2 separate regions of the Homo sapiens genome follow, and region 2 is linked to region 1. A link is a loop called in an ENCODE intact Hi-C map of the cell type or tissue named here. Cell type or tissue: heart left ventricle. All regions are shown on one strand. Each heading gives the region's core, and the rest is flanking DNA. Links, peaks and the distances in the headings are about the cores only.

The links. Hi-C counts contacts between places; a loop is a spot of excess contacts. Peaks named below come from ENCODE experiments on the same cell type or tissue, not always from the same donor. Only the 100,000 strongest peaks of a DNase experiment are listed, where the experiment ranks them.
Region 2: it touches region 1 in a loop (3-fold over the local background); 3 of 110 quality-filtered maps call a loop at or near these places.

What each region holds. Positions count from the first base shown.
Region 1 is chr2:54,831,247-54,846,800 of GRCh38, forward strand. EML6 (EMAP like 6) reads left to right here. Exons shown (of 42, transcript NM_001039753.4): 8 at 12,801-13,002. Among named protein-coding and RNA genes, the nearest start is that of EML6-AS1, 88 kb to the left of the region's middle. In heart left ventricle, for the core only: a CTCF peak has its summit at 7,506 (motif pointing left); a DNase peak (open chromatin) is centred at 7,505.
Region 2 is chr2:54,496,063-54,511,616 of GRCh38, forward strand. The region is part of intron 1 of SPTBN1 (spectrin beta, non-erythrocytic 1); the gene reads left to right. It also overlaps the pseudogene C9orf85P1. Among named protein-coding and RNA genes, the nearest start is that of SPTBN1, 48 kb to the left of the region's middle. RefSeq lists an enhancer at 1,106-1,645 and a silencer at 2,106-2,290. In heart left ventricle, for the core only: a CTCF peak has its summit at 7,350; no DNase peak of the experiment used is centred there; H3K27ac peaks cover 3,000 bases.

The DNA of each region.
Region 1 (15,554 bases), core at 2,908-10,907:
ACTCTTTTTGGCAGTTACTCCATTTAACTAATCCAAAAATTGTATCACATAATTAAGGCATAAATTTTAAAGCATGGGGATCAGCTAAGAAGCCATTGGTTTACGCTGCTATACTTTTCTGCCCAATACTGAGTCCTTGAGCCTGGCTCTCCTGGGAGAGTTCAGGGACCAGTTCTGAATGAGGATCTGTGTAACCAGGTGTGGTACTGATCACATCAGCCCCACAGCCAACTCCCATCTACAGAGTTAGGACAGTCAGCGACGCCCTCCGTTATACATCAGTCTCAGATTCCCGCCCCATCCTTACCAAGATCAAAGCACATCTGGCTGGTACACGGTGGACACTGGGAACCCGAAACAAGCCTGCACCTCATAGGATGTGCCTGCCCTGTGGTGCCTGGGCTTGGCGTTGACCAGGGATTGGTGTGCATCTTAGATGGCTTACTGATAAGGCGGTAGCCTGCATTTTGTAGGGAGAAACAGATTGTGCTTTTAAAGGATGGTATAGATCATGTTCCAGTTTGAGTCCCAGGGAGTCGGAGAGGGCACAGGGGCTGGGATGGAGCTCCTGGGAGAGTGGAGATGGCACTGCTTAGCATGCAGCCCCACAGTGTGGATGCTGTGGATGATGTTAATTTTAGAATTGCTGCTGACGACCAGTACTCTTAATTGCTTAGTATTTTACTTTAAACTGATTAATATATCTTTTTAAAACTTTGCTTTAAACTAATATTTGTGACATGAGTTTAATATGCTGGGGTTTAATTTTTGCCCTTGGAGCACCCACCTAAAATTATCCTCTCCCCCTGGCTTGGGCAACATTGTCACAAAAGGCCACTGTGTATCATCAAGCATCAAAAGAGATGCCTTCATTCCAGTCCTCAGTGAAAAAACAATGTACATGTAGCATCAAAAGAAGAAAGGCTCCTGGTTTGAATTACTGGTAACAACTAAAGTCTGGCCCACCCATTGCTTCCAACTTAGGGAGTTCTTGAGCCTGCATGGACAGGGTCATGTGGGGAAACTTGCTCTGAATCCCTCTCTAAGGTGCTCTGTTGCGCTCAGCCAGGCCTTGGTGCCATTATTGCACTGAAGCAAGGAAGGAGGATGTTGAGTTCCAGAGCCACCTTCCATAGCTCCGAACAGGGAGAGACTCTCAGAACCGGCCCTCCTGTGGTCTTGGAGGCTGGCTGCCTGGGCCATCCTGTGATGGGGCAGCCTCTCCAAGGCAAGTGGAGGTGTGCCCCAAATCCAAAGTGAGGTAGAAGACCCAACACAAGTGTAGGAATTAAAATACATAGGATTTGAGGAGATAAAAGTAATCAAGATGTAAATAGCTTTCTGGCGTAGCTCCCCCTTCAGCCAGGCAATACCATACCCTTGGTTGTTTCAACATTAGCAAAGAGCTGAGCAAATAAAAGGGAAGGAAAGAGGGTGGGAAAAGAGCAAAAGAAAGCAGAGTGGACAGAAGATGGTCAGGTGTCCTGTCCTCCCCACCCCCCCGCCAACCCCTCATCCCTTCCCTCAAAGAAGGCTTGGCCTTCTGCTCCACCTCTCTTTGCCTCAAACAAACCAAGTATATTCGAAAGGAACAGATTCAGGCAGAGCAGTGTTAGACTTCCTTGCCCTCAGTTTGGACATGAAGCTTCCTTGTTCTCAGTTTGGACATGACAGTTTTATTTTTATAAGAACTATCTTGATATAAATGAGCTTTCTTCTGTATTTTTGCTATTTGTGAAACAGCGACACTCGAATTCATTTCAATGGAAATGTAGCGATTTCTCATCTTACTCAAACAGCCAAATAGTTTTCTAAACAAATTTAGCAAGAGAATTAATCATGGCCACGGCCCAGTTCCCATGACATGGTATGGGTACTTTTCTATGTTCTATAAATTTAAAAGTATTAGCAAAAATTAAGAAATTGCTGCTTACTAGTGTTTAGGAATCTGAGGGTATTTATAAAGATCACACTTAGTGTGCCACCTGTAAAGACTTCTGTTGCTCCTCCTGTAGACATCTATAAGATTTACAAAATGAATCTGACAATTTCCAAGTTGTTTAATGGAAATCTTTGCAAGATTGGCATACATTTGCATCTTCTAATAACTATTAACTGTTAGCCATCAAGAAAGAAGTTTTAAAATGAACTAAGATGGATACTAAGCTCAGAAAAAAATGATATGGCTTTGTAATAAAGTGACATTATTAATTCTTTTACATCTTTGTAGTAGCTTGAGCTAATTAGGACACTTGACTTACAGTAAAAACAATTAACCCCACTTTAGGTTAAGCGTGAATGATTGGAGATGGGTCACATTCACATCAAGAATTGGTTAGTGTCAGATCTGATTCTCAGGGCTCCCTCCCTTCTCCCCAAGGGTTAGTCAAAGAAAATGTCACTCACATGATGAGGAGGGCCATCCCTCAGTGAAAGGGAATTGTAGAGTTTTATTTGCACCGGTGACTTGTGCATCTTTTGTGAGTTATTGCATTTTTGCTGACTGGGTGTTCAAACAAGTTTCTGTAGCAACAACAACACAAGATGATATAAACCAACAACCTAATTCACCCAGGATCCTTCATCTGCAATTCTCAAAGCCAAAAGGTTCAGAATACCAGAAGATTTTCTAAATAACTAATTCGGCAGCAAAACTTGACCTGATATGAGGCTACTGGGTGTCTTTATATATTTTGTTATAGAAATATTTAATTTCAAGATGCTGCCTCAGTTTCTGCTGGATATATTACAAGTCCAAAATCCACATTTTTCTGAATTCCAAAATGCATCTGGCACCAAAGGATTTCAGCTGTATGGGGTGGTTGTCCTCCAATATACATCTTAGTGAATATAAAATTCTGGAATTTTCAGGCTGGGAGACACCCTGGATGTAAGGCGGCGGTGGCGGGGCATGGGGAGAACTCCCTCACTTCATGGATGGTACAATGAGGCCCAGGGTCATTAGCATCAAGCTAATTGTAAACTGAAGTCACTCACTCATACCTCACACCAAACTTCACAACAGTGCATGCTGAGTCTGATCACTTTTAAAACACATTTATGATCTGGGTAAAATAATGAAGCTTGAGTAACTTATAGTGGTGGCAAGAAAAGCCAAAATTCTTAAAGTCCATCAACCAAAATGAATTACTTCTAGGATAATAAAACACTTTGGGTTAATGGTTATAAATGATTCTGTCTAAAGGAATACAGTAATTATTCACACAGTATAAGATGTATTATTTACTTATTTGTCCACTCAGTAAACATTTATTAAACATCCAAGTGCCAGATACGTGCCTAGGAACTGAATAGGAAGTCCTGAAAAGTATACTTCAGTCAAGATTATATTTTAGGTGTGAGTGGAGGTCGGGGGAGTTCTGTGGGTTTTAACTACCAACACATATTTATTGAGTTGTTGCTGTGTCTAATGGACTATAAACTCCGCATCCAGAAAGAACCTGCATTAGGTGAATCACTGAGCAAGAATTAGAGGCCAAAGTTCCAGGACATGAGATGCCCTGCTTAGACTTGTCACTATCTCCACTGAACCTTCTCTGGTCAGGCCACCACCATCTTTTACATAGAATATTGCAGTTGCTTTGTAAGTTGCATTCCTGCTTCGACCACCATCCTCTGCACAGCAGCTAGAGGGATTATTTGAACTTTATGTGAGCCAGATCACATAATTGCTTTCCTCAAAACCCTGCAATGATTCATCTTACCCACAGTCAAAGTCCTTATGGCAGCCACCACCCTCCGCATTGCGCTGCTTCGCCCTGGCTGCTCCTTCCCCTCGCTGCTTCTCCCTCTGCCTGTGACACTCTTGCCTAGAATCTGCATGACTACTTCCCTCCTCTCCTTCAAACCTTTGCTCAAATAAAGCCTATGCTGATGATCTCTTCTAGAATTGCAACTCATTCTGCCTCTACCACTCCAAGTATTCCAAATCCCCTTCTCCCGGGTTTACCTTTCACCTTGTAACATACAGTATAATTTCTGTGTTATGTTCTTGGCTATTGTCTGTTTCCACAAAGGTAGGGATCTTTGTTCACTGATGCCTCCCACCCACTTAGGACGTGCCTAGTGTGTGCTGGAGTCCTGGAAGTAGCTGTCAGGTGAATGAAAAGTGTCATAGGACTGGAGGGTGGAGCCTTGTGGAGGAGCGCAAGTGATGAGGATGCAGAAGGAGGAACAGATAACTTGGTTTCTTTGTGTCAACCTGTGACATGCAAGCTTGCACTCCAAGGGCCAACTACAGGAGGTCTTAGAGGTTTAGGCAGGCATGTGGCATAATCGGATCTCCACTTAGTTCTCCTGCCCCAGAGCAGAGAGCAGACTGGGGTAGGATAGGATCAGAGGTAGGAGCCCAGGTGGTTGTTCCAGAGTGTTCATGCTTATTACTGTTTTTACTCCTCTGAGTACTGCGATGGTCAGATAGTCTAGCAGCTCTCAACCAGGAGTGATTTTTTGGACATTTGGCAGTGTCTGGAGACATTTTTGATTGTCGCAACTGCAGAGTTGCGACTGGCATCTATGGATAGAGGCCAGGGAAGCTGCTAAAAGTATTACAGTGGACAGGAGAGCCACCACAACAAAGAATTACCCAGCCCCAAATGTTGATAGTGTTGTTGTTAAGATCCCTTGCAGAGAACGTCCAAAAGACCAACTCTCAAACCTGAGAACACCCTTGTTTACGATAGAAGCAAAATAAGCACATCCTATTCTCCAGTCCCGCGGGCGGCTCCATTACTTACCTCTTGACTCCTTGCCTCTGTCACCGCTCTCCCTGTGTGCCCACCATTTTTCTCTGGGCTTGCCCTTCAGCCTCACTGTTCTGCTGAGAAGGTAGAAGAACACTGCAGAGGCCCGAGCCTCAGGAGCTGGAGACAGATTTGCAGCCAGGAGATGTGGTGTCACTGTGTGCGCAAGTTCCGTGTGTGACATGGTGTCAGAGGGCTGCTGGCCTGGCTTGTAGTAATTCCTCTGTAAATAACTCTCCTTAGCCAGCCTTATGTAAAAGCTAGCCTGGGTGGGTTTCCTCCCTGGGTGGGAGGCCATGGGCTTGGCTATGTGTTCTCATCTTCTGATATCTCACTAGGCTTTGTGTATCTTTCACAGTTCCCGTGGCTGTAGAATTTTGGATCCTGCGGAGTGGGTTTTGAAATGAGCAGAGATTTTGTAAAAAGAAATCTTTCCTATGAATTCTGCTGGAGATTCTCAGGCAGGGAGCCTTTGTGAACAGGAGCAGCAGGTCATAGGCAGTCCACGCTTAGGATGACCTGCAGCCCCAGCCCTGCGACTCTCCCAGCTCAGGGTCAGTGCTGAATGCCCACTCTGTGGTGGCCTTTGTGGTACACACTCTACACACAGGATCCCATTTAATCCTCAAACTCCCCTGGGGGTCCCCTGGCAGGGAGGCTTCTCAGGCTGAGGTCTGGGCAGTCACACAGGGCCTGGTACTCAGGAGGGCCCTGCGGTTGGTTGCATGCTTTGCTGTCACTTGCTTGGAATTCCTAATCGTTTTTTAGCAAGGGGCCCCACACTTCTGTTTTGCACTGGGCTCCAAAATCATTGGTGTTTATGAATCCCTGGGGAGATGCATGTCTTTCCTCCTTCATTTCTTTCACATTTCCAAACTCTGTCTTCAGCATTACCCTTAGAACATCAGAAGTCCCTGCAAGGCCCAGAGCTCCTGTGCCCAGGATCCAGGCTCCCTAGGTGGCCTCAGCCACCCCTTCCTGAGGGGCTGCAAGGGCGGGGGGTTTTGAAGATCTCTGCTGTCTTTTCCACACCCTCTACCAATACTCCCTCTTAAGTTTGGGTGAAATTACTCTTCCTCTCTCTCTTGTTCTTATTACCTTTTAACCTCTTGCACTCAAGGCATTCCCTGGTTTTGCATCCTTAATAAGGTTAGGTTTACAGGAGACAGCCACAACCTTGTCTTGTTTCACCTTCAGTACCATGTCCTGGGCATACATTCACAGATACAGGAAATAACTTTGTGGGGAAGGGTATTAACTCCACACTTGAACTGCCTGAATCCTCATTTTTTTTCCCCCTATTGCTAGCTTGCTCTGTGACTTGAGGCAAGTAATACAAACTTTCTATGCTGTTATTTCCTCATCGGTTCAGCACGTATTTACTAGCCCCGTTGAGGGCCTGGCGCTGTCCATGGGGTTAATGATAATGCCACCTCCTAAGCACTCACGGGCACTCACGGGCACACGGCTTGGTTAAGTTGGTGAGAATCCTTACTGCCCACCTGCAGGGCTTGCTTGTTTATCTCAAAGTCGACTTCTCACAGGTGCTACTGTCTTTTTTGTCATTTGCTCATCATCTTTGGGCTTTCCGATCCAGTGGGGTAGAGTTTGCCAGCATGTGACTGAAGAACCACTGCATTAGAATCAGCTGGTGACCTGCTGGGCACTCTGAATTTTCAACAATCTGACATGCAAGAACACACTAGGTGGAGAATGGCTTGAGCAGGCAGTGGTTCTCAGCCCTGGGGAGCTAAAAGTAATGAAGTCTTGCTCTGGTCCAGACCAACTGGGAGGAATATCTGGGAGGGGCGCAAGCATCTGTGTCTTTTAAATGCTCTCTCTGTAGATTCTGGTGTACATTGAGGGTTGGGAACAACCATGCCTGGCCCTTTACCATATCAGGCCTTGGAACATGGGTTTTAAGAACACTATTAAATACGAGCCTCTGCCTGCTTTCAGTTTTCCCCTCTTGGACCAAATAATTGGGAGAAAAGGCCATTTTCTTCCCCAAATGGTTTGTTCTCTTTGTGTGCTGGAACATAGCCTTTTCCTCTGTGAGTTTGCAGTGCCAGCAGATCAAAATTATAATAGCAAATGACAAAAGCTAAGTTGTAAGATAAGGCAGAGTAACTAAGACTCTAGGAAAGGCCCATAGGGCACTTCATAGTTCCTGGCACTGCCACCTTACAGGGCTCGGATGTGACCACACATACAGCAAGTTGTTCTGTGCTGAGATGTGAACTTAATAGAAAGATCCTGACCTAGCACAAAACCCGCGGGTTAAAATAATAGCATAATGTATTGATTCATTCCTCAGTGCCAGACACTGGGTCATGTGTTGTTGTGTTGAATTCTCACAATGCTATGAAGTGTGAGTGCTAATAATCTCCACTTTACAGATGGAGGAACTAACGATATGAATGACTAAATACCTTACCATGTCACACAGCTGGCAACGGCTGGTATATAAATCCAGTTCATATATTTAACTGTTCAAAATAAACTAGTGGTAGAAAATAAGCAATGTCCCTTAGTAATGAGGTCTGATTTGATATTCACAGACTAGATCTCCCCATGGCCAGGCTTCAGGACTGTAGCAGAGGGAATTGGAAGGTTGCTGTTTCTCTTCTCTGGTCTGAGTATAAAATCAGGGCCACGGACTGGTGAGGATTTGGTCTTGGCATAAGAGGATTTTTTTGGTTTAGATGGGTGATTTGCTCTCTACCGCCATCTGCTGGCTCTCTGTACCAAGCATAGGCCCAAGCTCCACGTTTCTCATCACAAGTGGCACAGGGTATGGTGTCCAAATGTGGACACCTCATCTGTGTGGTGAAACGCCTTCAGTTCACAGTGTCAAAAGTAACAATGATGTGTATTTCTCCAGGAAAGAGAACTTCTGTGGTTTTAAATAATGAGGATGGTTTCTCCTGTTTCTCTTAACTACTGATGGATTTGTAACCATATTCCAAATACTAGCTTATATTTCTCTGACTCCCAGAGCAGAATAGAAAGCAGTATAAGACAGCTTCGTTGCCTTCTAATGCTGCAGCTGCCTTGGTCAGCCCAGCTGGGACATCATGATTACATTTCTGTTCTCTGGGTTTGTGTCAGAAGTAGAAACTAAGCCTGGATAGACAGGAGAAGGGAATTAATGTCAGAACTTTGTCAGGGATCTGCCATTCACCAAGGTCTCACCAGAAGGTTCCCAGAAGAGACTGTGTGGTTCTCTTTACCACTCTTGCATGCAGAAGAACAATTAGGTTAAAAAAGGATGGCAATGGGATGTTATTAGGAAACATGAATACAGCTTTTGACACACTGATGTCTTCCTTTTTAAAATGGTTATCTAAGGAATGAGAGTGACCTGGTATTGTATCTATTGCCTGGTGGACAGACGCCATGAGATTGACTTGTCTGATGTGACAAAAGACAATTGATGTGTTGAAAGAACTGAGTACTTAGGGAGAGACGCAGTTGCTCTCTGAGAGAAAATGTTCACAGCTCATTAAGTTGATATTGCAAGCAATGAAAATGTAGCAACTCCTTCTCTTGTTCTCTTCCCTTCCACCCATGTGTAGCCAGAAATAATCCTTGCTAAGCTCCGCCTTTACGTTGGTTAGTTCAGTGGAACCCTTTTTCAAATGAAATCGGAGATGGTGAGGTGTCAAGGGAAATGCAGCAGTGGGATCCTCAAACTCCCGCCTCTTGCTGTCCTATTTCCTGGCCCTCTCCTTGCCAGGAACCTGGCACTCTTCTGAGGAATGCAAGAGCTCCCTGGATATGGTCTGAAAAACACTGAGTGCCATGTGACTTGACTGGTTCATTAGTCTGGGCTGAGTTGGAAGGTTTTGGTCTTTGTTCCTGAGCCTCTTAAAATTTTTTAAAAGAGAGGATATATAGATATATATTTAATGTCGATATTTAATTCCAGGTTGTGGGTTATTATAATCTTTTTTCCTTGCTGAATTTATTCCCCCAAATAAGGTTAAAAATAGCAGGACAATAAATACAGTAAAAAAGTAGATTATTTAGTTTTTGCTGATGTTGGAAAATCATTAACTCTTTGCTTCCTGATAATGCTGAAGAGTACAGCATTAAATCCTTTCTGTAATAAAGCATAAATAGATACTTGACCAAATACAGCTCCAGGCCCTTGGGACAAATTCAAGTCATTTGGCCTTGAGAGGCCAGACATGCTGTTGGAGGCCTTGGGAGAACTGGTGTGTTCATGCTTACAGTGAAGCCATGGATTCCAGACCTGCCTGGAAAAGGGCCGTGTCTTTAAAACAATCAATGGCATTATAAAAGGACTATGATCTGAATATTCAATAACAGTTAAAATATATAACGTATCACTAAGATGTAATGTATATGTCTATATCTGTATACAATGTATGTGTATATAGGTACACATATACATTTGCATCACTTTAGTTTTTGATGCATGGATATCTGCTTACATATGTCTGGCCCCTTTTTCAAATGTAATCTTCATTACGGTAGGGGCCTATCTTGTTCACTGTTAAGCTCCACTGTCAGGCACAGAGTAGTGCTGAATAAAAATTTCTGAAATAAAGGAATGAATATATCCCATCTTTGAATGTTCTTACTGAGTAACAAGGGTGGTATCTTTTATTTCTTGGCATCTCCAAGGACTCAAATATTTGATTTTGATGTTTTATTTCATTTGCTCAGTAATCTTTATTGAGCATCTACCACGTGACAGTCACTGTGCCAGGTATTGAGGATATAGCAGTAAATAAAACTGATAAAACTCTCTTCACAGACCTTTCTATTCTACTGAGAGGAAGCAGACAATAAATACAGTAAAAGTAGATTATTTGTTTTTTGCTGATGTTGAAATATCACTGACTCTTCTTCCTTCCTGATGATGCTGAAGAGCAAAGCATTAAACCCTTTGTGTAATAAAAGTAGATGATGCAAAGCCTGCTAGGGAGACAACTAATTCAGCCCCTCCTCCCAAGCCCCTGCAGGAGCTGAGAAAAACACCAGGGAGAAAACGGGAATATGTTGACTCCTGAGTGGTAATGAAACCCCGAAAAGGGTAGGCAAAGAGATCAGGACAAGGAGGGGGGGCTGTGGCAACAGGATCATGGGCGCAAGGCCGTGTGGTTCTCTGCAGCTGAGCTGCATGCCCTGTCAGCTTGCAATGACATCCTGACTGCTTTCACCATACATCTGTCCTTCCCATCCTTGAAAGCCCATCCTGATGTTTGCAGTGGAGGATTTTGATTAATTGACCCTGAACTACTGTTGCCAGGGTGTCTCTACTCCTCCTGGCGGGAATAATACATCGGCCTGTGTGCTTTTTCCCACCATTTCAAGACCTGTAGCAATGAATTCAGAGGAAGGAGTAAAGACAGTTATCTCATGTATTTGTTTAAAGCCTTATGCCTTGAAAAACTACTTTCTCTTAATAAATGCATTTATCTCATTGGATCCTCTCGGGACCACAGTGAAGTGATTAAGATCAAGATTATAGTTAGGATGTCCGCGTACCCCAAATTACCCCTTCTGTTGTCCCAGCATCCCAGCTGGTTTAGTATTTGTCTTGGCTTTTTTTTTTTTTTTTTTCTTTTGAGACAATCTTGCTCTGTCGCCCAGGCTGGAGTACAATGGCACAATCTCAGCTCACTGCAAGTCCCTCCGCCTCCCAGGCTCATGCCATTCTCGTGCCTCAGCCACCCGGGTAGCTGGGAATACAGGTGCGTGCTACCATGTCCAGCTAATTTTTCTATTTTTAGTAGAGACGGGATTTCACCATGTTGGCCAAGCTGGTCTCAAGCTCCTGGCCTCAAGCGATCTGCCTGCCTCAGCCTCCCAAAGTGTTGGGATTACAGGCATGAGCCACCGTGCCTTGCCATTTTTTTTTTAATAGACTTTATTTTTTAGGACAGTTTAGGTTCAGAACAAAATTGAGAATGTAGAGAGACTTACCATATACCCCTTCCCACCCACAACACACATACATAGCTTCCCTCACTATCAATGTGCCCCACCAGAGTGGTACATTTGTTCCAGTGGGTGAAGCTACCTTGACGTGTCATTATCACCCAGATGCCGTAGTTCATGTTAGAGTTCACTCTTGGTGGCGTATATTCTGTGGGTTTTGACAAATGTGTAATGACATGTCTCCACCATTATAGTATCCTACAGGATAGTTTCACTGCCCTAAAAATCCTCCATACTCTGCCTGTTCATCACTCTGCCTATTTATCTCTCTGCCCCAGATTTTTAATTTTGCAGTAAACAGTTTTTAGAATGTTATAATTGAAAATACTTTGATAGAACTATTTAGTAGGTCTTTCAACATAAGAAAGCTGCTTCCTTAGTCAAATACTTCAAAGTATTATGTAAATTTAGTTTTAGAGCCTCTTAAAGGCGTTCTAATTGGAATGACAGATTACTTGGTCACCATAATTACAGTCTATATCTTAAGGGGAGAAAAATTGGTCCCCAGCAAGGAAAGAATACTCCTATGTCTAGCCAGCTGGACCTAGAGCAGGAGTAGAGGCCAAGTCCTCGAACGTCTGATACTTTCTATCCCAGAGACACAGTGCCTGCTGGGGAGGCAAATTGGAGCCCATCACATCCTGGCCTTGTTTTAAAGTATTTAGGAAATTGATATTGCTTCTGTATTTCTAATTCGGATTCAAAAACTCACTGCCTAAACAAATAACAAACCCAGTAAGGAACAGAACAGACTGCAAAAAATCCAAGATACTGAGACTCAGGCAAGTGAGGACCTGCCTAGGGAGGATGAAATAGTACTACTGAGAGGGACGTGTGGACTTTAAAGGAGTACTATGCTTTTGGAGAAGAGGCTTGTGGAGAAGATTCCATAAATTAAGTCGGTGAAGAATAGTATTTTCACTGATAAATGTTTGATGGTATTTTGAGATTGAAATTGGAGTTTCATTTGCATATTTCTGAGACATGGTGCATCTGTTTATTCCGTAGGATATATCTAGATTCTGATCAAATATGTATTAAACTTGTTTAATATGATCATCAGCTGTTCTGTAGTGTCACCCACGTATAATTTTAACACAATGTTATTCCTAAAGGTTGAACTGATTCTTCTCTGATAGCAAATCTGAAGGAAATTATTCTGAAGGTTAGGTTTTCATGAAGACCAATTTATCATCTTATATTTACTTGATGATATAGTATTTAAAATACATTCTACTGTTTAAGACCAGCCTGGGCACCACATAGCAAGACCTTGTCTCTAGAAAGAAAAAAAACTAGTCTAGGCATGGTGTTGCACACCTGTAGTCCCAGTTACTTGGGAGGGTGAAGCAGGAGGATTACTTTGAGCCCCGGAAGTCGAGGCTTCAGTGAGCTACAGTGCTACCACACTCCAGCCTGGGCAACAGAGTGAGACCTTGTCTCTAAAAAATAAAAACAAACAATCCTGCTGTAGAAACACATAGTTATCCTAAGTCAAGGAAAAGCAGCCACTCTTTTGCAAACTAGATTACAAGGGGTGGAGGAAACATCCAGCGCTTGTAAGAAAATAACACAGAATGGGCTGGGCGTGGTGGCTCATGCCTGTAAACCCAGCACTTTGGGAGTCCGAGGCGGGCGGATCACGAGGTCAGGAGATCGAGACCATCCTGGCTAACACGGTGAAACCCCGTCTCCACTAAAAATACAAAAATTAGCCGGGTGTGGTGGTGGGCATCTGTAGTCCCAGCTACTTGGGAGGCTGAGGCAGGAGAATGGCGTGAACCCGGGAGGCGGAGGCTGCAGTGAGCTGAGATCGGGCCACTGCACTCTATAGTCTGGGTGACAGAGCAAGACTCCATCTCAAAAAAAAAAAAAAAAAAAGCACAAAGAATGGTGGCAGAGTTGATTCTCTGCCTCCAAGAGTCTTTAAGATGTGTCACATTTGATGGTATCCTGGTTAAAGGGCATTTACTTTAGGGTTTTGTGTGTGTGTGTGTGTGTGTGTGTGTGTGTGTGTGTGTGAATAGTGTGAAGATTTGCTTTTGTTTTACTTATTTTTGTCAGGCCTCTCTATCCGGAGCGTGTGCTGGAAAGCAGACCGCCTTCTAGCAGGGACCCAGGACAGTGAGATATTTGAAGTGATTGTGCGAGAGCGAGACAAGCCGATGTTGATCCTACAGGGCCACTGCGAGGGTGAGCTCTGGGCTCTGGCCCTGCACCCCAAGAAGCCTCTGGCTGTGACAGGCAGCGATGACCGCTCTGTCAGGTGAGGCCCTACCGCCGTCACCTCTCTGACTTCTTTGAGATGGATTTATTTGCCCAAATTTGCTTATTAATAGAAGGATAAAGTGCAGAACAGAACCACACAGTTTCCAAATGAAACGTTAAGACATTTAGCTCATCAAGTGGGTTTTTGGCATTTTGCTCCTGCTGTTGTCTTTCTTGGCTGCATCTTAAATCATGGAAATGTTTTTTAGAAGTGAAAAATGCTTCAATACTGGTGATGCTGGCTTCCAGATCTTTCTAATTGGAGATTTATGAGCTAAGCACACTCATCTATGATGAAACCATATTGTCCCCTCGTGCCCTTGGTCTTCTGCAGGGGGCTGCATGGAGATTTTACAATTTTGTTAAAGGCTCTCTCATTCATCATCATTAGAACTTAAATTCTGATTCTCAAAATTGTCTTTAGCACATGAATAAGCTATTATTTCTTTTTAAAGTCTCAGATGAAATTTTGAACAGCATCATCAGATGAAAGAATCATGGGGCCTGAGAAAGTAGTTTACTCGGAGCCTCCAGCTTTCTTGCTGTGGATCATTTTTATTCTTTTGAGAGCCCAACTGGGTAAAATGAGCACAATGACTTATGATTCCAGTATTTTTGTACCTATTAAAGGAATGAACATATGACTTAAAGGTTTGGGATGAAGAATGTTACCCCAATTTCAGTATTTTATTACTTAGTGCTGAGCTTTAGATATGCTCAATGACAAACAGGCCAGAAAGAGGGAGAGTGTGAGAGGAACAGACTGATCAATCGATTGAATGGCTACTGCCTCTGGGTTTTGATAGCTAATATAGAACAATGCAAACTGGACTAAAGCTCACTAGTTCCCACCTCCCTTATTTTGTGTGTTTATGAGTCGCATCAAAATACAATTAGTGTAGTCATTAATTCTGTTTTTTCCATCTCTACCAAGCACGAAAACCTCATTGATCTAAAAATCAGTGAGAAAAACTAAAACAACTGTTGTTCTCTCCTTGTGTGACATAAATGGTTATTTGGTTTATACTTCACTTTACTCACTTCTCCTTTTTTGTTTTTGTCTTTCTGTTACTCTTGAATTTTCCCGCTTATTCAGACACGTGTGAAACTCATACCCATCCAGAAAGAAGTGATTTCAAGGAAGTCCTTCGCTTTTATGTTTCAACAATTGTTAAGTCTCAGAATTGCAAACATCCTTGAGGAGCCCTGACTGCCAGAATCTTATTCCCTTTAACCATTAATTTGACTAGAATCTTTAATACATTTTTACACTAAGTATTAAAATTTAGGAAGGCTAAAAGTCATAATTTCTTGAGAAAGATGAGCATAGTGACTTCAGAGGGATAGTACCATTTACTGAGGAGTGATGGTTTCTTTACTAGTAAAGCAAGGGTTACATTGCTTAAAATAGTACAAGGTTGAAACAGCATGAGATCATGCATGATGGATGAGGTATTGAGAACATACTCAGCTTGAGGCTGCACAGTACAGGCTGCCTAAGGGACCGGTAAGCTATTTACTGTGCAGCTCAGCATGGAAGGGATGTGCCCCATCCCTTCTGATGGCAGAATGCTTTGAGAGAAACCGTGCTGCATGTGACTTATTCTTGTCTGTCTGTTGCAGAGCTCTAGGTTCTCAGTCTCCCAGACACTAGTTTGTGTTATCAGAAGACTATATTTTAAAAAGTACTAATTGATGGAAGTCAGATACCACAATTGCACCCAACATGTAAAGCCTTATTTCTATCTTCAGATGTTTCATTCAGGCTCACTCAGTTTGGGGTGCCTGGATTTAGGTGTTGTGGGGATGGGAATGTTTGCTGAAAGCTTTGTTTGAGCTGCAATTGCCCCTCGTTTGCCACTTCTCCAGCAGTGACTGTGCTTACTGGCCAGGAGTCCTGTGAGGTGTCCACCCCCACAAAAGTGGACCCATCACTTGGGCGCCCAGGGAAGCTTGTGAGGAGCAACAGAGGGGGATATCATTTGCTCTTCTTCATCTTGGACACATTTTCTTCCTAGGAAGGCCAACAAATGTAACATATATTTCAATCTGTGTGTGCTGAAATAACTATTACTGGAAGCACTTTTATATATTTACATACATATATAATTATATTGATTATGTATACTGATATGTAGATATATAGATATATATTTATATTGATCTATATATTGAGAGATATATATTTGTGTTGATATATATTTATATTGAGAAAGAGATATATTGATACATAATTTTTTTTTTTTTTTTTGAGACAGGGCCTTGCTCTGTTTCCCAGGCTGGAGTGTAGTAGTATGAACATAGCTAACTGCAACCTTGAACTCCTAGGCTCAAGCTATCCTCCTACCTCAGCCTCCCAAGTAGCTGGGATTACAGGCATGCCCCACCACACCCAGCTATTTTTAAAATCTTTTTTAGAGATGGAGTCTCACCATGTTGCTCAGGCTGGTCTTGAACTCCTGGGCTCAAGCAATCTTCCTGCCTTGGCCTCCCAAAGTGCTGGGATTATAGGCATGAGCCACTGTGTCTGGCGCATACTTTTTAAAAAGC
Region 2 (15,554 bases), core at 3,519-11,518, 330 kb before region 1:
TTCCCAAAAAGTAACCATCTATGGGAACTCTGTTGTTCCCAAAGGAAGATTTACTCCCCATATCAGAAATATGTTAAAAAAAAGTATAAATAGGCCAGGCACGATGACTCACACCTGTAATCCTAGAACTTTGGGAGGCTGAGGCAGGGTGGATTGCCTAAGCTCAGGAGTTCGAGACCAGCCTGGGCAACACAGTGAAACCCCGTCTCTACTAAAATACAAAAAATTAGCCAGGCATGTTGGCGGGCGCCTGTAATCCCAGCTACTCGGGAGGCTGAGGCTGGAGAATTGCTAGAACCCAGGAGGCGGAGGTTGCAGTGAGCCGAGATTGCGCCACTGCACTCCAGCCTGGGCGACAGAGTGATACTCCGTGTCTTAAAAAAAAAAAAAAAAAAAAGTATGAATAACAGTAACAGCTAACATTTTTTTTGGAATACTTTTATCTTCTACATATTATTAGAAGCATTTCACATGTATTAACTTATTTAGTCATCAAAACAGTTCTAGATGTAAGTTCAGTTATTTTTCTGTTTAACAGATACGTAGACAGAAGCACAGAATGTTAGTAACTTACCCAAATAAATGATCAACTTATATGAAAACATATCCATCATCACTAGTAAGCAGACTTGCAAATGATAATAACAAGCTATCACTTTGGAGACCTGCAGTGATCTTAGAAACTTAATACTTGACGCTGATTAAGGTAGAAGGAAACAGGCCCTCTGTACAAGGTTGATGGGAGGGTCCATTTCTGTAGAGCAGTTGGTTTCCTTCTAGAAAATTTATCCTATGAAGATAATTGGACAAGGTTATAATGATATTACTGTGCTCATGGAAGTATTGAGAATAGTGAACAACTATGTGTCCTGTAATAGGGACTTGGTTAAATAAATTTTGGTACATCCATATTGTAGAACACCATACAGCTATTACATATGATGATATGCGCATATGTTTATGGAAGTCGTTGCTCAGGAAATTGTAAATGGAGATAAACAGACAGCATGGAACATGAAGATACGAAATCTGCTTCTGGCTGTTGGTCTGGGGCCCCCACCAGGAAACCAGCACACCTGGCTTCCTTCTTTTTTACCGTAAGACCAGAGAAACCCTAGAGTTGCAGTGAGGAACTGTCTTGGGTTCTCTGAAAATGAGCATCATGAAAAATGCCTGGCTTAAAAGAAGAGAAGGAATTAATACATTTTGTTACAGGTATTATATTGGCTTCATTTAACAAATGCAGGAACAATTTTATAACTGGAACATTTAGCCACTGCAAAAACCATGAATTAGTTTTTTGGTTTTTTTCAAGTTTTCCACTAAGCTCACTTGAGTACTTTCTTCCTTCTTCCTTTGAGACTCACTCTAACCACCAGGGAGTCACCTCTTTATTGATCTGCCTCTTGATGCCAGGAATTTCCTTTCTTCTACCATACTTTACCTATGTTTGGTGAAACATTTGAATTCACATGTTACTGAACAGTGACTTGGTGTGTTAACCTTCTTAGGTTTTTAAACTTTGAACAACTGCCTTTCCTCAAAGGCAAAACTAACTTTTTTGGGAATTGCAGAAATCGTAACTCCCCAGGGACAGCTCACCCTCAGTCCTCCAAGCCATAGAATTTAAAGACTGCCTTGATGCCACCAAAAACCTCAGTACCTTTTGTTACAGAAAGAACATTGTGTGGTATACTTCCTATGTTTTGAAAAATATCTGCAAATATTTTGGGAACTGAATTTTGGGAAGGGCTACCCTCTGGCTGAACTCTGCTTACAAAATCCATAAAAACAGGGTTCCAGCTCTGCACAGCAGGACAGGTGCAAGTGTGCGCCAGTAACCTCACAGCCGGAGACCATCTCTACAAACATCCTGCCAGGAGAAGAGTAGAGAATAACAAAGGAAAAAAACAAGCCCTCCAGTTGGCATTCTTGTTGAGGAAGTCCATCAAGAATCAAGTTCCTGTCAACTTGTTTCTGTATTCTTTTGCTTAAAGAATCACAGTAGAGAGTCCCAATCTGAAAAAAACTTTGTTATATTTCTTAGGTTGGGGATACATACAGCATGGAGTTGGAACTTCAGTCTGTGGAGCCAAACCCAGACTGAAAGGCAGCAAGAGAGTAGCAGCTAAGAGCATAGACTAAGTGCTTCCACTGGGTGGAGCATGACCAGTGCATTCACAAGACGGGAATGTTCGGTAGACTTGCTGCCGGCCATGTGTGTGGCTTCTGAGCACATGTGGCTGGTGTGAATTTTAAATTTTATTTAATTTAAATTAAATTTAAATAGCTACACATGGCTTGTGATGACTGTGTTAGACAGCACAGGATAGACTTAGAAGCTAGACTACTTGGGTTCAAATTCCAGCTTCACTATCGTTTACCTCTGTGACCTTGGACAACATTCCCTGAGCGCTTTATGCCACAGTTTTCTCATTTGTAAAGTGATAAAAAGATAATAGTGCCTACCTCAAAAAAGGTTATTTTGAGGATTAAATGAGTTAATATTTGTAAAGGGCTTAGACCTGGGCACATAGTAAAAGCTATATCAGTGTTTCCTAAATAACGCAACTATATATACATCCCTAAAGTGAAAAATTGAACCTAGATCCATACTATATTTTTTTTCAAGAAGCTCCCATGCATCCATTGTCAATGCATTTTTCTTAAACACCCCTTAAATATTGGGGAAAGCAGAAAAGTCATTTATTTGATAAATATGTCTGGAGCCCGTACTTTATGCCAAATGCTGTGTTGGGTGCTGGAGATACATGTGTTGGTGCATAGAGACTTGATTCATCCTAATAAAAGGGTAACGGTCCCGCAGTGTTTTCACCTAGTGGTTAAGGAACTTTATAATACGAAGGGACTTTAAAAGTAGGGTAAAGGTGTAGATGTAGACGGAGAAACCCAGGAGACTTTGCATTTGCTCCTAGTCAGCTGGCTGGGACTTCACCCTTCACCTCCTGTTGGCTCATGCTTTTCCCTTTGCACCTGTGGAGCACAGGTGTGTCCTGAGGCCCTCACCAGCCATGCAGAAGCCTTCAGGTAGGGTTAACATTTGCCCACTTCTGGAAGGGATCGATCTGTTCTCAGATGACAGTGATAATTCTTGGCCTATTTTGACTCAATAGTGGCAATATTAGTAGTTTTTTTGTATTTGTTTTAATTTTTTTCTCCTTATTTAAGGAAAAGTTGGAAACTAATGTTGCTTCCTCCATTTTTTTTGTTTGTTTAAACTTTGCTGGTTCATGAGATTGAAAAGTCTGTGCTTAGACCATACCACCCGATGCAGTTTGTGTAAGCCTTAAAAAATAAATATTTCAGCCCCAACATTCATGTAGTACTAAAAGTGAGAGGCTTTTGAACCATAACTGATTTGACAAGAAATGGACATAATGGAGGAAGGTGACTGGTTGTTTGCGTGTTGATTTGCTTTCAGCACTTGCTAAAACGTGGAGCCAAGGGGAGAGAATCCACCAGGTTGCTTTACATGTGAAAAATATTAAAATGTCAGCACAGCCCAGCCACTGACATAAGAAAAACCGTTTCACAGTTAAGTCTCTAAATAATGTCCTAAAAACACAACATTTGTAATTATCTAATTAATAAAGGATACAGGTAATAGAAGTAATATGGAAGGCATTTTCTGGTAGATAAAGCTTCAGAAACCTTCACATCTGCACATGATTATGAAGCCCCTGTTATTACTTTGCTTTCCCCCTTCCTTTAGCCCATGTTTCTCACTATGAACTAATAGTACATAATAATAAAACCCTGGATGTCAGCCAACACAGAGTTTTGGCTAACTTTTCCAGTGTTTGTTAAAGTTGAAAAAGCATTGCAGCTGTTATGCTGGGTACTTTCCAATGGAGGATGTGTTTTCCAGATGAAGGCGCAAATGGTAATTGAAATGTAATCAGTATTTTTGGCATCTTGGAATTATAATTCTTTTTACGTTTGTAATGTTAATTGTTCATTTCTTAGGATTTGTTTTGTGTTTTTCTGTGATCTGTAATCTACTAAAAGTGAGAGAATGAACAAATGTTTTAGGCGGTTTTTCATTCTTTGAAAGAAAAATGGCAAGTAGTCACGTTTGTTAGGTGATGGCTTATTTTAAATAATCACAAAATTTATGTTTGAGACATTTTATTGTAAGACTCATGTTTCAGGCAACAGAAAACAGAAAATCTAAATCTCAAATACAACAAAATTTTAGAGATGAATGGAAACTTCTAGATCACTTGGATAGGCTGAAGACTCAGTGGGCCTCAGGTGTTCCCAGGACCAGGCTGCTGGAGATGTCCCTTTCTTTGAGAGATTTGTTCTGTTTTTTTTTCATCTCGATCCACTGTGTTAAGGAGGGGTGGGGTGTGTCTGCTGATGGTTTTATTGGTATTTGAGGTTTCTAAAGTTTTTTGTTTAAGCTAGAAAGAGCTCTAGCTGATTAGTAGCTCTCAATCCTTGGCTGGATATTTTATTTTTTGTTTTGTTTTGTTTTGAGACAGGGTCTGGCTCTGTTGCCCAGGCTGGAGTGCAGTGGCGCAATCATGGCTCACTGTAACCTCTGCCTCCCAGGCTCAAGGGATCCACCCACCTCAGCCTCCTGTAGTAGCTGGGACTACAGATGCATGCCACCACGCCTAGCTAATTTTTGTATAGATGGGATTTTGCCATGTTGCCCAAGGTGGTCTCAAACTCCTAGCCTCAAGGGATCTGCCTGCCTTGGCTTCCCAAAGTGTTGGGATTATAGGTGTGAGTCACTGTGCCTGGCTGGCTGCGCATTTTAAAGATCTTGATGCTCACTCATACCTGAGCCAGCATAATTAAATCACAGTATCTCCACAGGTGACAGTGATGTGCAGCCAAGAACAGTGTTCCTTTCCAGTCCTCTCTTTATAGACGAGGAAATTGAGGCCCTGAGCAGCTAGATGACTTGTCCAAAGTCCTCTGCTGGGACTGACCCAAATAAGGAATGGCTGATTTCTGGAAGGGATGTCAGATTCTCTGATTACAGATCTCTCGTGATCTTCTCTCGGGGCTCGTGGACTGTCCTGTCAACAGTCAGGCTAGGCAGCTGCAGAGAGCAGGACTCTGGGGTCCCCAGTGAGGAGGAAGCAAAGAGTCCTCATCTTCCTGTCCCCTTTACCCGAGTAGAAATTGCCCTTCCTTATCCCACATGAGCTACCAGAGGCATGATAAACTGCCTCTGGGGCTTTTTGGCTCTTTGGCTCTTTTTTTTTCTTTTTTATTCCTTTAGAAAGAAATAGGTTTGTAATTAGCTAACTAAGACTGACAAATACCAGACCAGTTGCTATATATTACAAAGGAGCTTCTTGAATAGCTGGTCACTTCTGCATATTGTAGAAACCTTCCTTCTCCCTTTTAGGGAACACTACACATTATTTAGGTACAGTGTTAGGGATAACTGATCATTTCTAATGCTGTGTATATCCATTAAGGGTAATTTAAAGCAATTAAATGCTAACCTGGCTGGACAGCCAGGTGTAGGTTTGTGGCATCCAGAAAGAGGAGATGGACTTGGTGGATTCTGAATTGGTCAGTTCCACCTCTTCGTGTTTTGGAGGCTTTGTCTCGTTACTTGCTCACCTTTCTGCTCAGTGCTCCTTGACATGGCGGGTCAGGTTGATGGGAGGTGGTACCTGGATGCCCTTTGCTGGCACTGGGCACTGCACCGGAGAGTTACCACCCCTGCCTGGGGATGGAGCCTCTCTGGGGAGAGGACAGTGCAAAGGTGGGGGACTGGGGAGTTGTGAGAAGTGGGAGCTAGAATATGGAGCAACTAGTGTGTATAGAGACTTCGTGAGAAAAGCTCGATCACGTTTTGGTAAGTATTTGCAGCTCCCTGAAAATTTGTGTTGGGAGGTGATCATTAGCATCTTCTGGAATATTTGCGCTAAAGCAAGACTAGATTAAGGAGCTTTGGTTCATTTCCAGACCTGTCCTGACAGCATCACTCTCCAAATGCTAAACTCTGAGAGAGAGAGTATGTGTATTTTTCTTTTCAGGATGTCAGTCAAATAATTCACTCATTCCTTTCCCCAAACACACTGGCCTTTGAAATGACACCCTACCCCTGCCAATAGTGAGACTGTGGTTCTGATCGGGGAGCTGGCGAGTTTCTGCTTTCTAGCCCCAAAGGCCTCACCCTTGCTCTCATCTGGAAGCTGATGGGAAGGTTTGTTAGTCTTCTCAGGAGCCTGTCACAGGACCTCAGGAACGTAGCCTGTAGTGGGCAGCTGGCATCAATTTAGTGCTGTGGGGATGGCAGGCTGTCAGAGTGGTTGCACTTTACCTGCACGCCCCCCAACCCAGCCCTCTGTGAAGGGTTGGTTTACATCAGGGATGGCTGCTCCTGACATAATTGTCTATTTCCGGCAACAGAGGAAGATACCTTCTGCCATTTAGAGAAGAGAAATAAATATTCACTTCAGAGAATACACTTTGAAGTGGGGCTGTGTGTGCATGGGTGACAGCTCCCTGCCTACTTTTCCTGCAAGGTTCTTGTACATCAGGAAAGGTTAATGGACTTCCCTTGAAGTCAGACAGAGATGTGTTCATGGAAAATCCAAGTGCAAAACCAAGGGCAAACTCTGGCTTTCCTGGGGGTTTTTTTGTTGTTGTTTCTCCTTTTAGAATGGACAGTGAAAGCAAGGTGAAGGGCTTCATTATTCCTCTTTTGTAAAGCCTGTTGAGCAGGAACCTTCTGGAGCTTCTAGATGGAGGTTCCTGGAGATTGTGTGAGTGGTGAGCAGTCTGGTTGAAGAGGGCCAGTGTTTGTTGGCTTTGCCCTCATTGTGTCAGGAATGAGCTCTGCACGGACTCAGAGAGCTAACAGATCAGCTAGGGTACCTCAGAGAAGAATGCACTCGAGGCTACTGCCATGTTCCCTCTGTGGTCATGAGGAAAGGAGAACTACCTGTGTGGCTTGGGGGCTTCCCTGACATAGTAATCACATTGGATTTTACAACTGGGTACATTCTTAGCCTTCAGTTTGGTGATCCCTGTGTTTAAAAAGAAAATCCTTTTGTTGTGTGGAGGTTAATCTGCTGAGCTTATTTTTGGTCATCCATTCTCACCTGCCCCACGACACTGGTCACTGGTGTCTCCATGCTGATATATTATGCTCAGCTTTTTTGCATGCTCCGCATGGAGATATGAACACAATTCTCATGGGAACTTGGCCCATCTTTCAGCACACTATGTCAGCCAGTTGCTGCCTTCCTGTTCATGGAGGACTAGGCGTAGTGTGGGGGTCTCATTGCTCATCTGGTTAGTGGCTTTGCAGTCAGAGCAAGCTGAGGGAACAGTGCCCCCTACCTGTCTGTTCTCCTGCAGGCCCAGTGTGGGAACAAGATGCTCTTCAGAGAAATCTCTTTGACACTGGCTGTCTCACCCAGCACCTACACTCTTGAAAATCTGAGGGCCTTAGCAGAATTTGAAAGTGTCCAAGGGTTAGAAATGAGAAGTCTCCATGAGCATGAAAGCGACCATCCTTGTAGGTCATTATTTTGATCCATGCTCTCATCACTGGTTTCACAAACAGGCCTTTCCTTTCTAGTCTTTGAACATACCAACTCTTTTCGAGTAACACAGCAATATTAAAAACATATACCCATTGCCAAAAAGCAAAACCAACCCACTTCTGGCTGAGAAACTGCTGAATACATAACTATTCATCCCTCAGTAGCTGAGTGTGGTTACAATGAATGGCTTTCCCATATTTTCTTGATGCTTCTAAATGTATGGGTTCACTTTTGGGGGGAATATTTTGGTGCTGTCATAATCTATATATGGAAGATGTTAAGGATATTTCCAGGAACTGCATTAAAACAGCCATAACAAACCATATTCTGCAGCCTTCAGGTGTAGTATTTTGATTGCTTGGTTTGGTTTATCACCAACTACTCTTCTGAGTATCCCCCACACTATATTAGGAATTTGTTACAATATGACTAATGCTGAATATGTGTGCATTGATTTTTAAGTGCACTGGGTGGGACTGACTTGTTCAAATCTCCGTTAAAGCAAATGTCTGATTAGGAGAAAAGTAAGGGAGTAATTTGTTAGGAAAACTACTTTCTGAGGTGCCCCCACCTCCCCTCCTTCCAACCTGAAGAGGCAGAGAGGTTTGTGTAAACAAAGGTCCTGCAAGGCACAGCTGTTTTACATTCTGATGTTCTATGACTTTCTTAAATAAAAACCTTTTGGATTTTCATATCTATTTAGCTAGTAGGAATATTTCCTCCTTTTTCGGAGAATAAAATCCTAGACTTAAGGATATTCCTTGGGTGACTGAGAAGTCATACCAGCCTAAGCAGTACAGCTGGCCCCCTGTATCCATGGCTTCTGCATCTGTGAATTCAACCAACCATGGATAGAAAATATTTGGGAAAAAAAATCCACAAAGTTCGAAAAAGCAGAAGCACGATTTGCTGCTTACTGAGAACTGCATTGAATCCATGTGAGTAAGGTGATGTGTAGGCGTTGTATTAGGAATTATAAGTAATCTTTAGGTGATTTAAAGTATTTGAGAGGATGTGTGTCGGTTTTATACAAATACTACACCATTTTATATAAGGGACCTGAGCGTCCATGGATTTTGGTATTCATAAGAGGTCCTGGAACCAATTGCCCATGGGTAGTGAGGGATGACTGTATTTTCTAATTAAAAGGTTTTTTTTTTAATAAGCAAATGTTTTACTTAGTACCTTATAATATTTTAAAAAGCGTAAAATTCCCAAATAAAGTAATTGGTTTAGTGATAAATATTTCCAGTGGCGTACTTAAAATGAATGTTTTCATCAGAATGCAGAAGCTGTTTTGAGAACTTTTTGCTCATTATTTTCAGTGGGGTTGTGAAATCCAATGAAAACGTGTATAAATGTTTGTAGAAGAATACTTTGTTTATAGAGTGCAAATATTTTCTTGATATGACAACACCCCAAACAAAGAATGGTTACAATTAAAGTAATGGTGATTCAGTTAAACATAGAGCTGGAAAAGCCATTATTTTGAAATATCTTCTGAGCCTCATTGAAGAGAGAGTGTCTTACACACCTTGGGAACCAAGTTTTGCATATTATAGTATTACCACATTGTATTCGATCACAAGAATGGTGTGAATACTTGGTGGTTAAACAAATTATTGATGCTTGTTAGTTGGATGAGATCTTGGAATGCATGCATCCCGGCTTCCCACACAGTACTCAGTTCTTTCTGTAGCTATCCTGTTGAATATATGGAGAGTACAGTATACTTTCAGGCAAGATGGTCATTTAACAGGTCATTATTTAAACATTGTTTCAGTGTGTGCTGTGAAAACAACAACAATAACAACAACAAATCGAATACCTCTCTGCTCTCTGCATTTTTGGAGCGCTCTAGCTGTTAGAAAGTACCTCCTAACCCCTAGCCACTGTGAAGTTGTTGCTCCCTGCCTGCTGGGAAATCTGTGCCAGCTCTCCCAGGAAGGCTCCTGAAGCTGCCTGCACATACCTGCCAGGTGTGTCTCCTGGACTTTTCCCCAGGGGTCCTAGCTCCTGGGCTGGGTCTCCTAGGTGTCTTACAGCCTGGCTGCCCCTTCTGGACACTCTTGGCTTGGTCAGTACCTGGGGTGATTTAACTTGGCGTCTAACAGTGAAGCTTCCTTTAGTTGTATCTTCTGCTGTTGCTTCACATTGAGCTTGCCACGTTTTCCTTGAATTGCTGTCAGTTTTTCTCTCTTCCAACCTTGGGAACTTTATTTTTAAAAATCTGGGCCAGGCGCGGTGGCTCACGCCTGTAATCCCAGCACTTTGGGAGGCTGAGGCGGGCGGATCTCGAGGTCAGGAGATCGAGACCATCCTGGCTAACACGGTGAAACCCCATCTCTACTAAAAAAACAAAAAATTAGCTGGGCGAGGTGACGGGTGCCTGTAGTCCCAGCTACTTGGGAGGTTGAGGCAGGAGAATGGCGTCAACCCGGGAGGTGGAGCTTGCAGTGAGCCAAGATCGCGCCACTGCACTCCAGCCTGGGCAACAGAGTGAGACTCCGTCTCTAAATAAATAAATAAATAAATAAATAAATAAATAAATAAAATCTGAATGCAAGACTGTATGTGTGCTTGAATAATTTGAATCCTCTCTTGGCCCTGGGACCTTCCCCGTGCTACATGTGCTTTCGGAGGTTGTGAGGAAAGGGCTGACCAGGCCATGGACCTGTCCCAGAGCCGGCACCCTTGAGCATGGCTGCTCAGACAGCAGTGAAAATTTGTCTTAGAAATTTGAAGTTGCTTTTGAAGCTTTTTGGTCAGTGAGAGAACTTAAAAATTCTCATGTAAATATAATTTAAAAAATATAGATGACTCAATCTACAAGAGCTTATCTGTTTGGTTTTTTTTTTTCTACTTATAGTTTACATTTGAAAAAATTTACCACTTGATGAACTGAGTAATTTTTTCTTCTTGATAGTAGAGGAATTGGTAGGGAAAGTGCTTCTAATACTCTTCGAAGCTGAGAAAATTTTAAGTATAAAGTTTGTTCATTAAACATTTGTGTATTGTTGTCTGGGAGCTAGACACTATATTTAGGGATACATTGATGAAAAAGAGAGAAATACCCAATAGTTCTTGGAGAGTACAGTATACTTTCAGGCAAGATAGTCATTTAATAAATACACAGGTAATTATTTAAACACCATCGTAGTGCGTGCTATGAAAAAACAACAAACCAGTAGGAACATAGAACAGGAGAGGCCCTGGGCTGGGACTAGGGGTTTCAGAAGAGTCTCTCCAGAGAAAGTAAAGTTTAGGTTGATCTGGTTCTCTCTCTTTTTTTTTTTTTTGAGCAACAAGACTGTTTATTTCACCTGGGTGCAGGCAGGCTGAGTCCAAAAAAGGAGTCAGCAAAGGGTGGTGGGATTATCATTAGTTCTTACAGGTTTTGGAATAGGCGGTGGAGTTAAGAGCAATGTTTTGGGGGCAGGGGGTGGATCTCACAAAGTACATTCTCAAGGGTGGGGAGATTATATAGAACCTTCTTAAGGGTGGTGGAGATTACAAAGTACATTGATCGGTTAGGGTGGGGCAGGAACAAATCACAATGGTGGAATGTTATCAGTTAAGGCTATTTTCACTTCTTTTGTGTATCTTCAGTTGCTTCAGGCCATCTGGATGTATACGTGCAGGTCACTGGGGATATGATGGCTTAGCTTGGGCTCAGAGGCCTGACATTCCTGTCTTCTTATATTAATAAGAAAAATAAAATAGTGGTAAAGTGTTGGGGTGGGGAAAATTTTGGGGGGTGGTATGGAGAGATAATGGGCAATGTTTCTCAGGGCTGCTTTGAGCAGGACTGGGGCAACATGGAAACCTAGTGTGGGAGAGATGAAGCTGAAGGAAGATTTTGTGGTAAGGGGTGATAATTGTCGGGTTGTTAGAAGAAACATTTGTCGTATAGAATGATTGGTGATGGCCTGGATATGGTTTTGGATGAATTGAGAAACTAAATGGAAGACACAAGGTCTGAATAAGAGAAGGAGAAAAACAGGTATAAAAGGACTAAGAATTGGGAGGACCCAGGACATCTAATTAGAGTGTCCAAGGGGGGTTAGTGTAATTACTTGCTTGGTTGGCAAGCTTTTAGGCTCTATCTTTGAGTTTTTTTTAATGTTGTCATATACCAGGCCAGATTGATTTAGGTAAAAATAGCACTCTTCATTTAAAAATATAGAGTCCCCTTTTTTTTTTTTTTAGCAGTAAGTCGAGACCTTTGTGATTTTGGAAGAAAGAGAAATGCAAAGCCAGCAATTGTTTGTTAAAGAAGGATTAGAAACGGCTAGGAGAGAGTAACTGAGATTGATAGTGTGATAGAGATAGCTGGGGAGAGGTAGAGGGTGGCATAAGAACGGGAATGAGAATAAGAGTAAGTATAAAAGTAAAGAATAGGACTTCATCAGGGTGAAAGTATTGGAGGGTACCTTGCCACTGAAGATCTTCTATCCACTTAAAGAGAGACTTAAGGGTGGCAGTTTGAGGAAAAACCAGGTGCCACTGAATACCAACAGCCTGAGAAACTGCTTGGGTGATTTGACTAGTAAAGGCCGGTCCGTTATCGGACTGTATAGAGGTGAGAAGGCCAAACCGAGGAACTATGTCTGACAGAAGGGAATAAATGACCACGGTGGCCTTCTTAGACCCTGTGGGAAAGGCCTCTACCCATCCAGTGAAAGTGTCTACCCAGACCAAGAGGTATTTTAGTTTCCTGACTCGAGGCATGTGAGTAAAGTCAATTTGCCAGTCCTGGGCGGGGCAAATCCCCGAGCTTGATGTGTGGGGAAGGGAGGGGGCCTGAGAAATTCTTGAGGAGTAGTAGAATAGCAGATGGAACACTGAAAAGTGATTTCCTTGAGGATAGATTTTTGCGATGGAAAGGAAATGAGAGGTTCTAAGAGGTGGGCTAGCGGGTTCTAAGAGGCGGGCTAGCGGCTTGCAACCTACATGGAAGAGGTTATGAAATGACGAATAGAATGGGCCTGTGAGACTGGAAGGAGATTTTTCTTTGGTCCAAGAACCATTTGCTTTGTGTGGGAAGAGATGGGTGGAAGTTTCAGCGAGGGAGTAGGTGGGAGTGGCCAGATGAGAAGGAGGAAAACTGCCCTGAGGGATAGAAGTTGGAACGCTAGCTGCTTTTTTAGCTATCTTATCAGCATAGGCGTTGTCCAGAGCAATGGGATCTGAAGCCTTTTGATGGCCTTTGCAGTGAATGACTCCGGCTTTCTTTGGAAGTAAAGCAGCCTTGAGAAGAGTTCTTATTAAAGAGGCATTATTGATGGAGGACTCTTGCATAGTGAGGAAACTTCTTTCTGCCTATATAACAGCATGGTGGTGCAGGATATGGAAGGCATATTTAGAGTCAGTATAAATATTGATGGGTAGTCCCTTTGCAAGAGTGAGGGCTCAAGTTAAGGCAGTGAGTTCAGCTTGCTGAGAGGTAATGGAGGGGGGCAGAGCGGTAGCCTCAGTGATAGATGTGGAAGATACTATAGCATAGCCTGCCTTTGCTGGTGAGTGGCGATTAGGCCTGGTGGAACTGCCATCAATAAACCAAGTGTGATCAGGGTGAGGAACAGGAAAGAAGGAAACATGGAGAAAGGGAGTGAATGTCATGTGGATCAGAGAGATACAGTCATGGGAGTCAGATGTATCCGGAATAGTGTGGGAGGCTGGATTGAAGTCCGGGCCAGGAACAATGGTAACTGTGGGAGACTCAACAAAGAGTGAGTACAGCTGAAGGAGCCGGGGAGCAGAAAGTATATGCATCAGGTGTGAGGAAGAAAATAGATTTTGGAAGTTATGAGAACTATAGAGAGTGAGTTGAGCATAGTTTGTGATTTTGAGGGCCTCTAAAAGTGTTAGGGCAGCGGCAGCTGCTGCACGGGGACATGATGGCCAGCCTAAAACAGTAAGGTCAAGTTGTTGATCTGGTTCTCATTTATCCATTGTCCTTATCTTTAAAATCACAAGATATTGAGAGTTAGCAGTGCCATTGCTAATGAGATTAGAAAGCCTTCATTAATTACAGGATCCTTGGATTGAGATTGGAGTTTAATGGCACAGAAGGCAGCTTTAGGGTTCACTTGGTGAATTAATCTGCTCAGGCTGCCATAACAGAATGCCACAGACTGTATGGATTAAACAACAGAAATTTATTTTCTCACTGTTCTGTAGGGTAGAAGTCCAAGATCAAGGAGCTGTCAGTTGATTTCTGATGAGGCTTCTCTTCCTGGCTTGCAGATGGCTGCCGCCTCACTGTGTCCTCACCTGGCCTTTTCTTTGTGCAAATGGGTGGGTGCAGGGGAACCATAGTGTCTCTTTGTTCCTTGCTTTCTTTCTTTTTTTTTTTTTTTTTAATGATAAGGGGTCTCACTCTGTCACCCAGGGTAGAGCGCAGTGGCATGGTTTCTGCTCACTGCAACCTCCGCCTCCCAGGCTCAAGTGATTCTCCCACCTCAGCCTCCCAAGTAGCTGGGATTACAGGCACCCACCTCTGCGCCCGGCTAATTTTTGTATTTTTATTTGAGACAGGGTTTCACCATGTTGGCCAGGCTGGTCTCAACCTCCTGACCTCAGGTGATCTGCCCAAAGTGCTGGGATTATAGGCGTGAGCCACTGTGCCCGGCCATTCTTTGTTCCTTTTCTAATAACTACACCAGTCCTATTGGATTAGGGCCCTACCATTATGACCGCACTTAACCTAGATTACCTCCCTACAGGCTCTGTCTCCGAATACAATCACATTAGGGGTTACTCCTACAACATGTGAATTTGGAAGGTGAGCACAATTTGGTCCATAACACTCAGGCACCACTAAAAATCCAGCTACTGCTGGTGCCCAGCCCCTGATACTTCTCTCTGTGCAGAGTCATAGAATACTAACAGAATTTAGTTCCCTCTAAATGTTCCAAATTGCCCTGACATCCGGTTCATTCTTCTGTGCTGCTGATTTTGACAACAGAAGCAACTGCTTTGAAAGCATTTTGAGATAGGAAAAACAAAGTGCATATTATGTTGCAGATATTTTGGGAAATAGAAAACTTGTTTATTAGTAACATATTTCAAGGAGATGAAGTTATGGACTTGATTTTGGTCAAGTAAGTAGTTGAAAAATGCAGTTTCAAAAATCACATCACCAGGGAGATTTTAAAGAAATTCAGAGTGGTCTGGATGCCCTGATCTTTTCTTCTAAGTTTTTTCCCCCTACTGGGAGAACGCAGAAACTTGCTGATTCCTTTTGCTCTTATACCTGATTGAAGACTTCACCAGCTAAGATCTTATTTTCATTTTGCAGTCATTTGAGCGATAGTAGGAGCCAGATAAGTTTGAATTACAAGCCCATGCAGCTTTGGACAGGCTGTGCATTATCCTGTGACTTTCTGGAAAGTGTGGTGAGGTATCCCCAGCCTGGGTGTTGGGCTGATTGGCTTGGTTGGATTAGGGTCTGGCCCCACAGTAGACATACTTAACATACTTAACTTATGGCTGTCACCTATGATAAATGCACTGTAAATCAGAGATCTCCTTTGTGGTTCTAAACTTATGGCAATATTTTAGGCACCATCGCTCATTTTTCTTGTATACTCATGTTTAGATATTCTGGAAGCCAAAGTGAATCCACATTTACTTTAACTGACTTTTGTTACCAAGCTTGATATTGAGTTCCTTTGAAAATAAGCTTTTAAGCAGTCATGTGCAGGCCTCTAATGGATTCCAGACTGTGTAGACTGTATTGTTAAACAATATTTTGTTTTTAAAAATTTTTTTCTTCGGATTGATCAGGTTTAAACAAATTTTAGTAATAGAATAGTGGTCTCCAACCTTTTTGGCACCAGGGACTAGTTTCGTGGAAGACAGTTTTTCCACTGACGGGTTGTGGGGATGGTTTCGGGATGATTGAAGCACATTACTTTTATTGTGCACTTTATTATTATTACATTGTAATATATAATGAAATAATTCTGGCCGGACATGGTGGCTCACCCTTGTAATCCCAGC